Regions from separate parts of the Homo sapiens genome. Here regions 2, 3 and 4 are each linked to region 1. A link is a contact called in ENCODE Hi-C or POLR2A ChIA-PET data. All regions are on one chromosome and are shown on one strand. Each heading gives the region's core, a stretch centred on a gene start or an enhancer-like site at or near the end of the contact. The rest is flanking DNA. Distances are from core to core; before and after follow the strand shown. Region 1 has its middle 15 kb from the start of FOXO1. Region 2 has its middle 210 kb from the start of MIR4305. Region 3 overlaps LOC124903162. Region 4 overlaps LOC124903162.

The links. Hi-C counts contacts between places; a loop is a spot of excess contacts on that map. ChIA-PET counts read pairs that join two places held with the same protein, here RNA polymerase II (POLR2A). Pooled maps may share reads with other maps.
Region 2: a loop to region 1 is called in a map of endothelial cell of umbilical vein, with 4 times the contacts of the local background. The contact joins two enhancer-like sites. A Hi-C loop is called at or near these places in 1 of 168 maps with a recorded cell type or tissue (endothelial cell of umbilical vein) and 1 of 50 pooled maps. POLR2A ChIA-PET finds 5 or more read pairs at or near these places in 1 of 52 experiments (OCI-LY7).
Region 3: a loop to region 1 is called in a map of endothelial cell of umbilical vein, with 4 times the contacts of the local background. The contact joins two enhancer-like sites. A Hi-C loop is called at or near these places in 40 of 168 maps with a recorded cell type or tissue (GM11168, GM12878, GM18951 and 27 more) and 4 of 50 pooled maps. POLR2A ChIA-PET finds 5 or more read pairs at or near these places in 5 of 52 experiments (AG04450, B cell, OCI-LY7 and 2 more).
Region 4: a pooled map shows a loop between it and region 1 (2.6-fold over the local background). The contact joins two enhancer-like sites. A Hi-C loop is called at or near these places in 1 of 168 maps with a recorded cell type or tissue (endothelial cell of umbilical vein) and 5 of 50 pooled maps. POLR2A ChIA-PET finds 5 or more read pairs at or near these places in 4 of 52 experiments (AG04450, PC-3, PC-9 and 1 more).

What each region holds. Positions count from the first base shown.
Region 1 is chr13:40,680,277-40,683,950 of GRCh38, forward strand. No RefSeq gene overlaps it. Among named protein-coding and RNA genes, the nearest start is that of FOXO1, 15 kb to the left of the region's middle. RefSeq lists enhancers at 1-397, 398-1,162, 1,163-1,927. Within about 2 kb of position 1,600, at least 3 of the 41 ENCODE cell types and tissues checked have a DNase peak (open chromatin) inside an H3K27ac peak, as active enhancers do; they include endothelial cell of umbilical vein, where a contact is called at or near this core.
Region 2 is chr13:39,873,807-39,877,480 of GRCh38, forward strand. No RefSeq gene overlaps it. Among named protein-coding and RNA genes, the nearest start is that of MIR4305, 210 kb to the left of the region's middle. Within about 2 kb of position 1,704, at least 5 of the 41 ENCODE cell types and tissues checked have a DNase peak (open chromatin) inside an H3K27ac peak, as active enhancers do; they include endothelial cell of umbilical vein, where a contact is called at or near this core.
Region 3 is chr13:40,080,817-40,084,490 of GRCh38, forward strand. It overlaps LOC124903162, which reads right to left. Exons shown (of 5, transcript XM_047430821.1): 5 at 1-1,500. The coding sequence ends at 1,435. Among named protein-coding and RNA genes, the nearest start is that of LINC00332, 99 kb to the right of the region's middle. Within about 2 kb of position 2,060, at least 2 of the 41 ENCODE cell types and tissues checked have a DNase peak (open chromatin) inside an H3K27ac peak, as active enhancers do; they include endothelial cell of umbilical vein, where a contact is called at or near this core.
Region 4 is chr13:40,101,187-40,104,860 of GRCh38, forward strand. All of the region lies in intron 3 of LOC124903162, which reads right to left. Among named protein-coding and RNA genes, the nearest start is that of LINC00332, 79 kb to the right of the region's middle. Within about 2 kb of position 1,830, at least 4 of the 41 ENCODE cell types and tissues checked have a DNase peak (open chromatin) inside an H3K27ac peak, as active enhancers do.

The DNA.
Region 1 (3,674 bases), core at 350-2,849:
GCAGTGGCGCGATCTCGACTCTCGACTCACTGCAACCTCCACCTCCCGGGTTCAAGCAATTCTCCTGCCTCAGCCTCCCGAGTAGCTGGGATTACAGGCACATGCCACCACGCCCAGCTAACTTTTGTATTTTTAGTAGAGACAGGGTTTCACCATGTTGGCCGGGCTGGTCTCAAACTCCTGACCTCAAGTGATCTGCCAGCCTTGGCCTCCCAAAGTGCTGAGATTATAGGCGTGAGCTACCGCACCCAGCCTCTAAGCACTTTTCTATATAAACTCATTTAATCTTCACAAGACCCTACTGGGCAGGTGTGATTGGAAATTGAGGCACAGGGAGGTTGGTTACTTGCACAGCTGGGATACAAACCCAGGCAGGCTAGAGCCACGGCTTTGCTTCTAACCAGTAATCCATGCTGCTTCCTTAGTTAATAGCTCTAATGCTTATTACCCCTCCCTCACCAACCACTCAGCAGGACAAAGTGGTAAATTCAAATTCAGGCTCTACTCCTTATTCCTCCAGGCAGTTTCATTATCTGAGTACTTGGCATAATAATATCTTCCTGCTGTGGGGGTCGCCTGAGATAATGATACAGGTGCTTGCCTGTGGAATCAGCCCCAGGCACTGCAGGCCTGTTTGCAGTCCCCTCTGTATCTCGGGTCTCAAGTTCCCTCTGATGATATTCAAAGAAACTCCACCAGGGCCTTAGGTTCCATCAGGGGCTTCTTCCAGATCATCTTGTATCGGTAACGCACAATGATTCAGCCACACCCATCCACAAAGGCTCATTACCTCTTGCTTTCAGTAAACCAGGCTGAACACAGGTAAGAATAGGAGAAAAAAGAGGTCCCAACTCATGCTTCCCTGACCCCTGTATCTCTTCCCTAGGCTTCTGGAGAGCCTGCCCGAGGCAGCTGGCAGCCCTTAGAACATTAGAAGGAGAAAGTTTTTGGATGCAAAGTATTCGTGAGGAGGGCTCATTGAAAAGAAAAGGCAGCCTATTGAAATTCAAGTTAAGCTTAGACCAGATCCTATGGCTAACTCCCATAGGATATCCTCCCGCTATCTCATGTGGGGATAGCCATAGGATCTGGTCTATGCTTGCAGAGCCATACAACCCTCCTCCCCACACCCAGTTGCCCGTAAGTACAATTTGAGCTCCCCACCCACCATGGTCTGCTGTACATCTTGATACCAGACCTGCCTTTCCTGGAGCTGGCCTCAGATGGATTCAGCTGGATCCAGTCCAACCAGATTGTAAGCTCTGGCCCTCCAGATAACCTCTGTGGCTTCCTCCAGGCCTCCCACAGTTGGGGCCTCTTGGAATCACAGTTGATAATGTTAGTTGCCAGCAATCACCCCGATCTCTAAAACTTCATCTCCGTGCTTTCCGTTCCTTTGCCAACCACCTGTTCAGGCTGATGATGACATTTAATGAATCTCCTTCCTTCCTAGTCTTGATAACAGCACAGGTCCCTCACCATACGAAGAGAAACAGCCTTTCAAGAACCTGCTTTGGAAATTGGCACTCTCGACATACAACTGCATTCCTTTCAGCTCACATTACTGCAGCTGCTCCAGTGCCAGCATCTAAACCATCTCATCTTGTGTCCAGTGCAGTGAAATCACCTTGTGGGGAGAGCAGTCAATGTGTTGGTAGGGACCAAGGGCCGAGCCTACCCCACTGGGAACTGGCTGGGCTGGGCCCTGTGTTTGATAGAAATCCTAACATATTCAGAGCCATAGGAATTTTCTTTTTTCTTATGCTGATAGTTTACTTCCATACTACTAAAATTTGCAAAACAAAATGCCACAGGCTAGGCTAAATACAGTGCACATTCTATCTCTCTCTCTTTTTTTTTTTTTTTTACATTTTTTTGAGACAGAGTTTCACTTTTGTCGCCCAGGCTGGAGTGTAATGGCATGATCTGGGCTCACTGCAACCTCCATCTCCCGAGTTCAAGCAATTCTCCTGCCTCAGTCTCCCAAGTAGCTGGGATTACAGGCACCCGCCCCCAACCATGCCTGGCTAATTTTTTTTTTGTATTTTTAGTAGAGATGTGGTTTCACCATGTTGGCCAGGCTGGTCTCAAACCCCTGACCTCAGGTGATCCACCTGCCTCGGCCTCCCAAAGTGCTGGGATTACAGGCGTGAGCCACCGCGCCGGCCATAGTGCACATTCTCACATGCGCTGCATGGCCACAGGGAAAGGCATAAGCTTTCTTGTCCCCCTCCATCTGATATAAATAAATAATCCAAGAAACAGAGCATTTACTTTTTCAGGACCAGATTTATTCATGGTATTGGCTGCTCTTCTGGTAAATGAGCTCGGCTTCCAGGAATCAAGCCTGCCCACGTAAACATGGCACCCCGACCCCTGAGAATGTTAGCTGGCCACTCCTCACCATATACTCCTGCCATACCACAAGTGGATGGCTAAATGGTTCACGCCCAAACTGTCATCTATCTAGAAGCTATTACAATCTAGATTTTTAAAGTTACGTATTCTAGATCCACAAAAGGTACAACAGACTAAGTGCACTTAAGTTTTGCAATTTGTTTCAGCTTGAAGGATTTCCATACGTAATTGCCCACAGTTGTTATGCAGTGTCAGAGAGCTAGCACAAAAGGCGGTCTCCCTGAGACATAAACCAATCTAAACAGAGCTGTCACTATAGTTTTTACACAGATGATGATTCTCCCTTCTGCAAATTTAGGTCATGGTAATCTGTCTGTTACTTTTGATCTTCCCATTGAACTATGTTTCTCCATCTTGCTAGTGTCTTCGATCGTTTTCTTTTGTGAAGGGGCAAAAGAAAAGTTATCCAAAAATTCTTTTTCCACTCTGGTAAAAGTAGTTTTAAGATAATACTAAAAAGTAATGTTTTATCGCCCTCTACTGGTATATGACATTAATAGCCATTTGCAAAAAAGTTAACTTTTAGAGAAAAGGTAATAAAATTCAGAAAAGTCAAAAAAAAAAAGAGCCTTTTATGTGCCTTTAACATTTGTCTTATTTTTATTTTTATTTTTTTGAGATGGAGTCTCGCTCTGTAGCCCAGGCTGGAGTGCAGTGGCATGACCTTGGCTCACCGCAACCTCTACCTCCCAGGTTCAAGCAATTCTGCCTCAGCCTCCCAAGTACCTGGGATCACAGGCACGTGCCACCACACCCAGCTAATTTTTGTATTTTTAGTAGAGATGGGGTTTCACCATGTTGGCCGGGCTGGTCTTGAACTTCTGACCTCGTAATCCACCTGCCTTGGCCTCCCAAAGTGGTGGGATTACAGAGGTGAGCCACTTCGCCCAGCCAAAATTTTTTTCTTTTTCTTTCTTTTTTTTTTTTTTGAGATGCAGTCTCGCTCTGTCGCCCAGGCTGGAGTGCAGTGGCGTGATCTCGTCTCACTGCAACCTCCACCTCCCAGGTTCAAGCAATTGTCTTGCCTCAGCCTCCTGAGTAGCTGGGATTACAGGCGCACACTGCTACGCCTGACTAATTTTTTGTACTTTAGTAGAGATGGGGTTTCACCGTGTTGCCCAGGCTGGTCTCGAACTCCTGAGCTCAGGCAGTCCTCCCGCCTCGGCCTCCCAAAGTGCTGGGATTACAGGCGTGAGCCACCGTGCCCTGCAGTTTCATTTTTATAATATCTTAAGGTAACATAAATACTTTACCTT
Region 2 (3,674 bases), core at 454-2,953, 810 kb before region 1:
CTTTTGATACTGGAATTTCAACTATAAAAATTACAATGATGGTATAAGTATATTCATCTCGGGATTTTTAATATTAAAAAATTGAAAAAGCAAGCATTGCAACAGTAGAGAACAGAGTTAAATAAATTATGCATCTTACATAGTCATTGAAAGTTTTAATTTTGTAGTGAATTATATTGTAGAATTAATTTTTATTCTTTAAAAATTATATTGTAGAAGAATATTAGTTAACATTGGATAAATTTAGGCTCTTGTTTAAAGTCAAAAGAGCAGAGCGCAAAACTGCATATATTGGTGATCTTATTGCTATTAAAAATATTGTGTATATATCAAGAAGATATGAAAGACTATACAACAAAATGCTAGTGAAAACTGTCTTTTGATGTTAGGAGTACAGGTAATATTAAGCAGCTGAATGGAAAAGTTCTTATGCTTTACCCTGTAAAACTTTCTGTTTTTGTCACTTTTGGTTTGAATTAGTAATAGAATTTTGATTCAATATTACTGAGTTGACACAAAATTGAATCAAGGACAAAACTTAGGACATCTAGCATGATAGATGGAAATTGAATGACAAAATGATTTGGGGGTGATGGAATGATTTTAAATCATCTGGCTTAAAATGAGGACTTTGGCACAAAAGAGGAAGGTATGATTAATGTAGCTGGGCTGGTGGCATCCAGTACTGGGGTTTGGATGAGTTCCTTTGGTGGACATTTCAAGAGTCAGTTTGCATAAAGTTCTGAGCAGCCATCTGGGAAGGATCATCTCAGGACAAACTTGGCCTAAGAGCAAAGCACCACAGTGAGAGGCTCAGTGGTTCTGAGTTATCATCGTGTTTGTCACTCACATGGGTCCCAATACAATGCTGGTGAATTTCCTGAGTCCTGGGAAAGGAAATGGTTATATCAAAATTCAAAGACCGGATTTAGTTTTTAAAAATGTTACCAGAAAGTAGGAACACAAGCACACTGCTTTGGTGCCATTCAAGTAGAAAGTAATGCAAAAGGGGTGAATAGCATTCTGCCAGTTGGCTCAAGTTGCAGCCTTTGTAATTTTATACTCTTCTGCAAAAGCAGAGTAGCATCCTTGAACTATGCCACTCAACCCCACCCCTCAGCTAGGCCTAGCTTATGCTCTGATGGCTCCTTAGTGGGCACTGGGATGTAAAGAACTAGTTTCAACTAGCTTTTAGTAGGGACTGCCAATGAGCAGGAAATTGGAGTCCGGGATATTATTGAGCCTCAAATTATGTTTATATTAAATAGGACTTTTTCGTTGTTCCACTGGTTTTTAAACTTTTCTTTTTAACAGCAGACACTTTTTGTGAGTTAAATGTTATGTGTAATCCAGAACAAAAAACTGATTACTGCTGAGCTGACTGACATAAGGAGTGGGGCAAGGGGGAAGGAGTATAAAAACCCAGCGGCCCCTTGTCATCCTCTCTGTAACCTAGGGATACCTCTTGGAACCATTAGGGCTGAAAACCACAGATCCATCCAACTTCCAGAGATGTGCAATGACTTGCTCAACACATGTGGCAGCAAAGACAGGGCTGGATCCAGCACTCCTTTCCCTGGGATATTTTTCCCTCCCCATCACTCCCTGTATGATTTCTCTAGCACTTCTTCCTTAGAAAGCCTCTGTGGTGCTCCTTTTTGAGAAACACTGAGTCCTGGGGGTTGGGAGGAAGAGGAACAGAGCACATGTTACATGGTGAGATAGCCCTGAGAGAGATGGGACAAGCTACACAAACCTCAGTGGAAAAGCCGTACAGAGCCTGCACATGCCGGCCCCTGAGTCCCTTGGCAGTGAAGCCGAGCATCTCCTTAGGGCTGTGTTTTCTGGAGGACATGAAGGGGCCCTGAACAGGGTGGGTTTTCTGCAGGCATTCCCTCCTGCTGCCGCACAGTGCGGCTGAACCCTCTGGCCTTCCGAGGTCACCGTGGGTCCTCTGAGAGAGCCTTTGATTTAACATGTAAGGGAATTCCCACTGGCTGATTAAATATTTTTATATTTTATCATCTTCCTGCAGCTAACAGCTTTTGGCATGCAGGGTATTTTTATGAACGTTATAAGTAAATATTATGGGGTCAGTCACAGAGATGAACATGGATTTGCAAGCCTAGGGCTGGAAGACATTAGGCCTCACATTTAAAACAATGTGGGTATGGAAAAAATTAAAATATCGAGAACTTGAAAACACTCAAAGCCTGCAACCGTGCATCTATAATCCAATGTTAACAGAATTCAGATAAAATCAAATTGATTTTAAGTGCTACATTTAGATATCCAAGGGGAATTCATTGCTTTTATACTTGAGTTTTGAGCATTTATCAGGAGAGAGACAGTAGGATTACACTTTCACATTAAATATCACCAGTTTTGTTTTCCAGACAGGACTAGACCCTTCCACAAAGCATGACAGATTCTCAAGATGCCAAACCACTGCTTAGAGTTTCCAGGGGCCACAGGTCACTCTTGGTTCAAATGGCCCTTTGGAAAATAAAATAAATAAATTAAAAAAATGCAACTCCAGTGGCATCATGGTCTGGTACCCTCTTGGGTAAGAAAGTCTGGGTGAGCTGCTTGGAAACTGATGTCAGAAAAATCCTCCTTGACACACGGTGAGTCACAGCTGGGAATTTACGTCTTCCTAAGCAACTGCTAAACTTCTGCTGTGGTTGTGGCCATTTCATAGCCACAGGCCTATGGATTCCCTGGGGAATCCACGCATAGTGTTATTGGTCAGTGGTTCCTAATGACATCTGTCTCAAGACACCTCCTCAAAGCATCTTTTCTACTTTCCTCCCATCTCCCATAGTCCCTGGCACAGGTCAGGATGAATGGAAGGTGCTTAACAAATATATCTGATTTGGTTTGCTGATCTATTTTTCCCTATCAATCTCATTTCACCTCTCCCAGTGGTTTGCTGTTTGCTCTTGTGCTACCTTAAATCTAAACTTACATGAATCCAAATAATTTTATAAGCTTTCTCATTAGTTGGAGTGCATTTATTCAACACATCTATAAATGTTCTTCTCTTTCAAGTGTTGGCAACTTAACGGGATTTGCTGTTGTCTGCAAATTCAAGAGCCTGGCCTAAGTGTATGTAATTAACAGAGGCTTAGTGCCAGGGATATAGCAGACAGTCAGTAAATACACAAGGAGGGAAGGAAGGGATGGAGGGAGGGAAGGAGGGAGGGAGGGAGGAAAAGAAGGAAAGAGGAAGGGGAGGAGGGAGGAAAAAGGAAGAAAAGAAGGAAGAAAGAAGGGAGGAAGAAAGAAAGGTAGAGAAGAAAGAAGTCGGGGAGGAACCACCCTGGTGTATAGTTCAGTTCCATCAGGGTGATTTTGAAACCCCTTGTGAACATCCTGATTAAAGGATAGGCCCCTGTAACAACCTAGGTAAGAATCCTTTTCCAATAAGGAGGTGCAGTGGAGATAAGATGACAGAAGGGCGTGGAGGAAAGAAAGTGCAGAAAGGTCAGATAGTGTATAGGGCTGAGGCGCCAGGGGAACGGCGCTGAAGATGCTGACCTGGCTCCAGCAGGAAGTCGTGCTAAATCTCCTGCCAAGTTCCACAGCTCTGCTTTCTGCAGTCCTCAGAAAGCTCTTGAAAACCCTATTTGAAAAATGCTGGTGTAGATTGGGGTGTCTTATCAAGTTGATCT
Region 3 (3,674 bases), core at 810-3,309, 600 kb before region 1:
TGGAAACAAATTCAATCTCATTTGACTGTTGAATGGTTACCCAAACTGTGGTACATCCATGCAAGGGAATATTACTCCGCAATAAAAAGGAACAAACCATTGTAACAGGTAACAACGTGGGTGAATCTCAAATGCATTATGCAGAGTGAAAGAAATCAGACTTAAAAGGCTACATACTAAATGATTACATTTGCAGAACATTCTGGAAAAGGCAAAACTATAGGGACAGAAAATCCATCAGTGGTTGCCAGGGTCTGGAGAAAGAAGAGTCTGACAACAAAAGGGCACAAGGTAATTTTGGGTGGCAAATGACTGTTCCATATGTTGATCATGGGGGTGGTCACATATGAATATGTGTTTCTCAAAAATCCTAGACCTGTACACTAAAAAGAGCAAATTTTAGCACACTTAAGTTATACCTCAAGAAACTGATTAAACATAATAATGAGATAAATTTCTTTTTGTAAAAAGAAGAAAAAATACAAATGGCTAAGTGAGATTATACTATTCTTGGCAGAGCGCAGTGGCTCACGCCTGTAATCCCAGCACTTTGGGAGGCTGAGGAGGGCGAATCACGATGTCAGGAGATCAAGACGATCCTGACTAACACGGTGAAACCCCGTCTCTACTAAAAATACAAAAAAATTAGCCAGGCGTGGTGGCAGGCACCTGTAGTCCCAGCTACTCGGGAGGCTGAGGCAGGAGAATGGCGCTAACCCAGGAGGCGGAGCTTGCAGTGAGCCAAGATTGCGCCACTGCACTCCAACCTGGGCAACAGAGCAAGACTCCGTCTCAAAAAAAAAAAAAGATAAATTTCTTTTTGTAAAAAGAAGAAAAAATGCAAATGGCTAAGTGAGATTATACTATTCTTAACCCCTAAAAGTGTTCAGGTAGGTGTTTTTAGTTGAGAATGATTAAGTTGATAGCTAAGTGTGGGTTAGGATTGGGCAACATCTGCCCAGCAGGGCCAGCTGATTGTTGTTCTGAGAGACCACAGAGACCCTCGTGGGAACAGCATTTCTAACTTGATTTCTAGAATTTGTTGATGGCATAGTTTGGGATGGCAAAGGATGGGTAGGGTAAAAGCCAGAATTGGTGCTTATGGGCACAAGTCCCTAGTGGTTCTCCTCCAGGGCAAAGGGCAGATGTCTGAATGACCTGTGGCCAGAAATATGAGGTGATGCACACGCAGTTTCCAAGTGCTCCACACAGCATCATGCTGAATGCTCCTAAGAACTTTTCACGCCAGGAGCCACCATTCCTGTTGTGTAGGTGACTGAACTGAGGTGGAGGGGAGGTGACTTAGCCAGATCACAGTGAGGAAATGGACTGGAGGCTGGGCCACAGGGCTCCTGAGTTCACGCTTGTTTGCTTGTTTGTTTGTTGATGCTGGTGGTGGTGATGGTGGTGGTGTTCAAATGACATCAAAGCTCTTCATCCTTGATGTGAGTCCATCATCAAAATTTTGAAAAACACCAGACAGAAAAAGATTTTCTCTCCCTGCAAACATAAACACAGGAGTGATTTATAAAAAAATAAAATAAAAGACAAAACAAAGGTCAGAATTTTGTCCAGAATAGTCAGGCTATGGTGACATGAAACCAAGCAGCTGACTTACTAATACAATGGTGTATTTCAGAGGAGCATTTGGGTATGTTGACTACACAACTGAAAACACCTGGATATTTTGTTTTGAGATTAACTGCATGATATCGTCCATGTTGGTCAGGTATCCAGGAATGATTGATTGACACCCTCCCAAGTGAAGACACGGGGCAGTTGAGCACTCCCTGGGCAATTCAGCATCTCACAGAGTTCTGTTGTTATATCTGAAATCACTAGACTCTCCCACACAAAAGAATGGGCAATAAATCAAACCTTTCATACGTCTTCCTGGTACTGAAAAGCCCACTGCTATACTGCACAAGAAACATAGATTGTGGAATGTTTTTCGGTTGGCATAGGAACAGCCTTGGAAATGTTCAGACCAGAAGGGTCAGAATGTTAGGAAGTTTGCAGCAGGAAAAATTCCTGCTGTGACCATGATAAGTTAAATATCCTGACTAGACTCTCTCTTCTCTTTCTGGCACATGGCCTAGCCGAAAGAGCGCCTCGTGTGGTTCTGTAATAGTCACACAAAACAAAATGGACCGCATCCTCCCAAGGCACCCTTGCCCGCAGACCTTTCGAGGCCCTGAAGTGCCTGTATGGGAAACTGAGGCCCAGAAATATGGAGTGCAGGGTTAGTGAGCCTAGAGAGAACATGGAAGTGGGGATGGGACAAGTGCTGTGTGTGCACCATGACATATCACACTGAGTTCCCCTTCTCAGGCCCTGTGTCCGAAAGAGAGCAAGGAGTTTAGAGCTGGCTGAATCCCAACTTGCTGCTACTCCCTGCACTCTGATGATGACAGTGACCCTACCCTGGCACAAACCTCAAGTTTCCTTAGAACCCACTGGCAAGTGGCTCACCTCTTTAGGATGAAGTGAAGAGTATTTCAAATGTCTCTCTTCTCTTTCTCCCTGGAGGTCTGGGAGGGCGTAGGTGGGAAGGTAGGGGAGAGATGGGATAGAGAGGGGCACCAGTGAGGCAGCACAACAGTGGATGAAAGAGAATAAGCAAAAGCCCTCAAGCCCCAGTGTCTTAGAGGACTCTAAACACAGTAATTATACATGTCCATGCCACCTGCAGTCAACCTTTCACAATCTCCTGAACCTCTCTTGGAGCAAACACAGCTTGTGAAAATCTGGATGTTCATGGAAGAGAAATTATGGACTTATATTCCACTAGCAACGATGATACTTTGAAAGTACTCATAAATACCTTCATTAAATGGTCAGCTTTTTTTGTAGTACACTTTAAATATGACTTGATTTCTAAAAATGTGATTTTCCCATAGCTCTTTGAGACCACACCTATTGCATAAACTGAGTCATGCCTGCAATAAAGTCAAGGTTTCCAGAGAAGGACATTCTCCATTTCTTCCACCATTTACCCTAATACTTGGGATTAATGCAGAAGCAGTGAACACGAGAGCTAGGCTGAGCAGAGCAAAGACCTCTGCCTCAAGCCACAGTGGAACCGTTTTGAGCATTATTCTTTGCCAGATTTACAGGGTGACAATAAAGCTTTCTCTGGGCCAGAGTTGTCCTGTGCTAGCATAGAAGGCAGCCTCCCAAGTTACATGGAAAAGGGGGAGAGAGGAAAGAGAAAGTGAAATGGATGAGCTTCCTGATGACTTTATTTTCCATGGTTCTGGGTTTTATGGGGCCAAAGGGAATGGAGTGCATAAGCTATGAGTGAAATGAAGCAATCCAATTGCCTTTCTGACTATATGTTTTTAATCCTGTCTCTCAAGTAGCAGCCAGTTTAACCTTTGAGCATGCCTGTGCCCAATCTGAGTGTTACACTAAGAATCACTTGACTTGGCCCAAAGCTATTTACCGCATTAAAATCACAGTGAATTCTGTAGAAATGATCAGCCAGGAATGGGCTTAGAATCATGGAAACTGCTTCAAGCATAACAGCCACTCATTCAATCAACCAGTGTTTATTGAGCACCTACTGGGTGACATTTTCTACATCAGGCAGCAAGGAACCCACTATGAATATATCCTGGATCTTGGCCTTAAAGAGTCTACAATCAAGTCAGAAGACACATACATACCCACAT
Region 4 (3,674 bases), core at 580-3,079, 580 kb before region 1:
TGTTTTTCACTCTTGACTGCTTGTAGTACAACATGGTCAGAACACATCCGCAGCCCTTTCTAAGGGACACTGTCCCACCCAGGGCCACTGCTGAAATGGCAGTTCTCGATGGACCCCTATTACATCTGTCCTCATCTGATTGGTCTGGAAGTAGACACCTGCCTCAGGGATGCCTGTCCAGGCTTACCGGGAGATCTACTGTAAAGAGCTGAGCACTACCAGGAATTCACTGGACCAATCATATTCTCACTCACAGGACTTTGAATTGGAAAATACACAGAGACTCAAGCTGCTATCAGGGGCTGAGGTTGAAAGAGTGCACGAGTAGCCTTGAGTTAGCTGAAGTGTAGAGTAAGCCAAAATTGTGAGAAAGTGGAAACTACCATTGAGCAGAAGATTAAGTGTAGAGAAGTTGTGTTAAGTCATGGTGGTGAGAGGAGAAGCTAAAGCACATACATCAAGAATAACCAGAGCCAGGGTTGGCCAAGCCACTTTAATGGCAGAGCATGGGATTCACCGCCCCCAAGTGCCAAGGTCCCTAGAGCCTCACTGCCTCCAGCTCTAGTCTCTGTGTGGACTAACCACACAGCAGTTTCTTATGAGAGAACTTCCTTCTTCATTACCCCTTGCTTCTTGCAATAAACCAGCCCTTATTATGTGACCTGGTTATCATGGGTCATGCTTCCTTGTAACTCAATGAGCCCACACCTGCTGCTCCCACCTGTGCCTGGGTGGTGGAGAAACTGACAGGCAGCACTGCCAAGGGGCCATGCCACTAACTTGTAGCTGTCATTCCACCATGGGGCTCAGCTCACTTGCCCCACAATGCTTGTTTCAACATGGACTGGCTGCTTAGTCAAAAACTCCCTCTCCCAGAACTGGCTCTCCAACAAGAATGGCTAAAGGATCCAAGGTAAAAAGAAACAAACAAAAATACGTAAAGGTCATATGCCTTGCACTCCTTTGTCTACCTGGAAAGAGACAATTGTTCTGGCTGTATCAGCTTATCGGCCTCCAGGAAACTTTTTGGTTATGCATGAAGTCCGCCCTCTGTTCTGTGAGTCCTGGTTTCTAAATGATTCACAGGTGTGTGGCAGGAGAGGCACTTTCCAACTCTGAGTAAAAATGATGCCAGAAAAAATCAGAGTGACACACTGTTTCTTCTCTTATGCCTCAGCCTCTAGTTGTCCTGCCAGACAGCAAGGTTTTGGGTACAATCAGCCATAAAATCAGAAGAGAGTGAATATTTATGAGCACTGCCCCACTTTGGGCAACTGTAGGGTCAAAGAGACCAATATTTCACCCTCAGAGGGATCAAGAAGAAAGAGTACCTGAACTCAGTTCGGATATGTACATAGTGCATAGCGGGGCTAGAAGCAGCCTGAATGTCACTGATCAACCTCACCTCTTTCACCTAGGACTGTCCCAAGTCATCGACAACAGAGGGGACTTATTCAACCCCCAAAACACATGCAGGTATTTAGATTCCCCACCTCTTGTATCTGGCTGATGGATAACACCCTCAAATACACCCAGCTAAGTTATAAAATCTTTCTAGAGCTAACGCCTTAGTGAATTTGTTTATTCACTGGGAGCAGGTCTCCTGGACCATTTGACCCCACAATTCCACTCCCTTGTGTTCACACTCCAGGGGAGGTTCCAGGAGAAAACTGTCTCATGTCCCCTCTCTTTTACTGGTACTGGTGATTACACAGCTGTTCAAGTTAAGATGGCTCCCTACCATGCATCCAGGGCCCACTCTGGCAGGGAGAGTGGCTTACCCGCTTAACCTGGCATGCCGAGGTCTCGGCTGTGCCCCTGAATCATTGCTGAGTGCGTCAAGGACTCCAGTCCCCAACCCTCTGCAGGCCTGACTCATGCAGCAGCTTCCCCAGAGTACGCCCACGGGCTCCAGGTACTGCTCACAAGCTGGTCTCCTCCTCCACGTAGACACACAAACAAAGCCAGTTACTAGGCTTGCTAAGCTCTGCTTAAAGTTACAGGGCCTTGCCTTTGGGGCCGCAGGCTGCCTCATGCACGCCTCTCTTGTTGTGGATGCTGGGCTCTTCCATGACAACATAGGAAACCCACCAAGGGTCCCTTTCACATTGATAATGATGTTATGAAATCTGCGGCCAATCTTGAAAAATGCAGTGCCTTATGGGAGGGGAAAAAGAGGCTGGGAGGGCAAGGGAACTTTATCAAGCAGCAACCCCAAGGCCAGACCTTGGACTCCTGGGCCCAGCCTCAGAGACTGTTTCAGGACATATGATAGAAACTCTCGCTACTGTCTTTTTAAAAAGAATCTCAGATGATTCTGATGATTCAGACAGGTTTGGGAACCATTCTCCTGGTACATACGTGTATACACACACACACACACACACACACACACGACTACATTGTATGTAGATAGGACTACATAGATATGACTGTGTTGTCATAGCAGAAATAAAAAACCAGAAAAGAATCGTGCATGTGTGGAGTCTTGTGTGGGAAGGCGGGAGATCTTCCATTAATGAATAAAATGATCTGGAGTAAATCCCTTCTCTGCCCCAGGCCTCATCTGGAAAGTAAGAATTTAGATTAAATTTTCTCCAAGATCTCTCCAGCTCCAATGAATGTGGATGCTGCACATTCTACAAATCGCTCACTGCCTTCAGACTTTAATTTTTTTTTTCAGGCAATCAGTCGTTATTTGAAAAGAGACATACAATTGGAGATAACCCAGAAGGATCTTTTTATTATCTTCACATAGGTGACTAATATTTAGAAGGATAGGTAACAAGAGCAGGTAGTGGGAGTATGAATTAAAGAGGATGAGCTGGCTGAGGTGTAATTGAAACCTTCCCCATCAAGTAAATATAATGAACCCATTGCAAACTGTAAACAGAGAAACTCCCTAGCTGGGCGTTGTGGGAGTTGTCATACGGAAAAGTGTTTATACTGGGAAAAGTAGCCAAGTTGCAAGATGGGATTAGGGGAATATCAGAGTTGGGGAGTAGAAACAAGATAGCAGCCACCAGCGCAGGGAGCCAAGTCTCTTCTCTTGCTAAATTCAGAGGGGCATTTGGGTGCTTCAGGCAGAGATCAAGCCAAGGAGGCAAACATTACTGCCTGGCTTATGGCTTTCAAAAAAGCAGGAATTGAGGAGCATGAGGCCACAGAGGAAGGAAGAGGTGGCATTTCAAGGAAGAGAATCTAAAAGAATTGTCCTGGCTTCCTTCAAGTGCTGGTCACGGCTATATGAGAAGATCAAGTGCTGGTCACGGCTATGTGTGAAGATTCAGCCCCGATGAATAATTATGTATTTATTCAATAGCTAATATTTCCAGTCTGGGAGCTTGAGGAAGACAGAAGTGGGTATATTTAGTAAGAATCCTAGGAAGGTAAGGAAGTAGAACATGAACCAAGTCTACTCGAGGTCTTGAAGGAGGTAACGTCTCAGTAGTTGTGGGTTGAGGCACGTGGATTTCATAAACAGAAGTGATAATTCGCAGTGATTACAAGCAGGCTACACAAATGATGTTTAATGGCTATTACATAGTATTTTCAGTAAATCAAATTTATTTATGTAAATTTGAGGTGCTAATTTCATGTGTGATCTTCCTAAGGGCACCAAGAAAAGGAAACAGTGCCACAGGACAATATTCAGCAAAAGAAACTATCGTGGG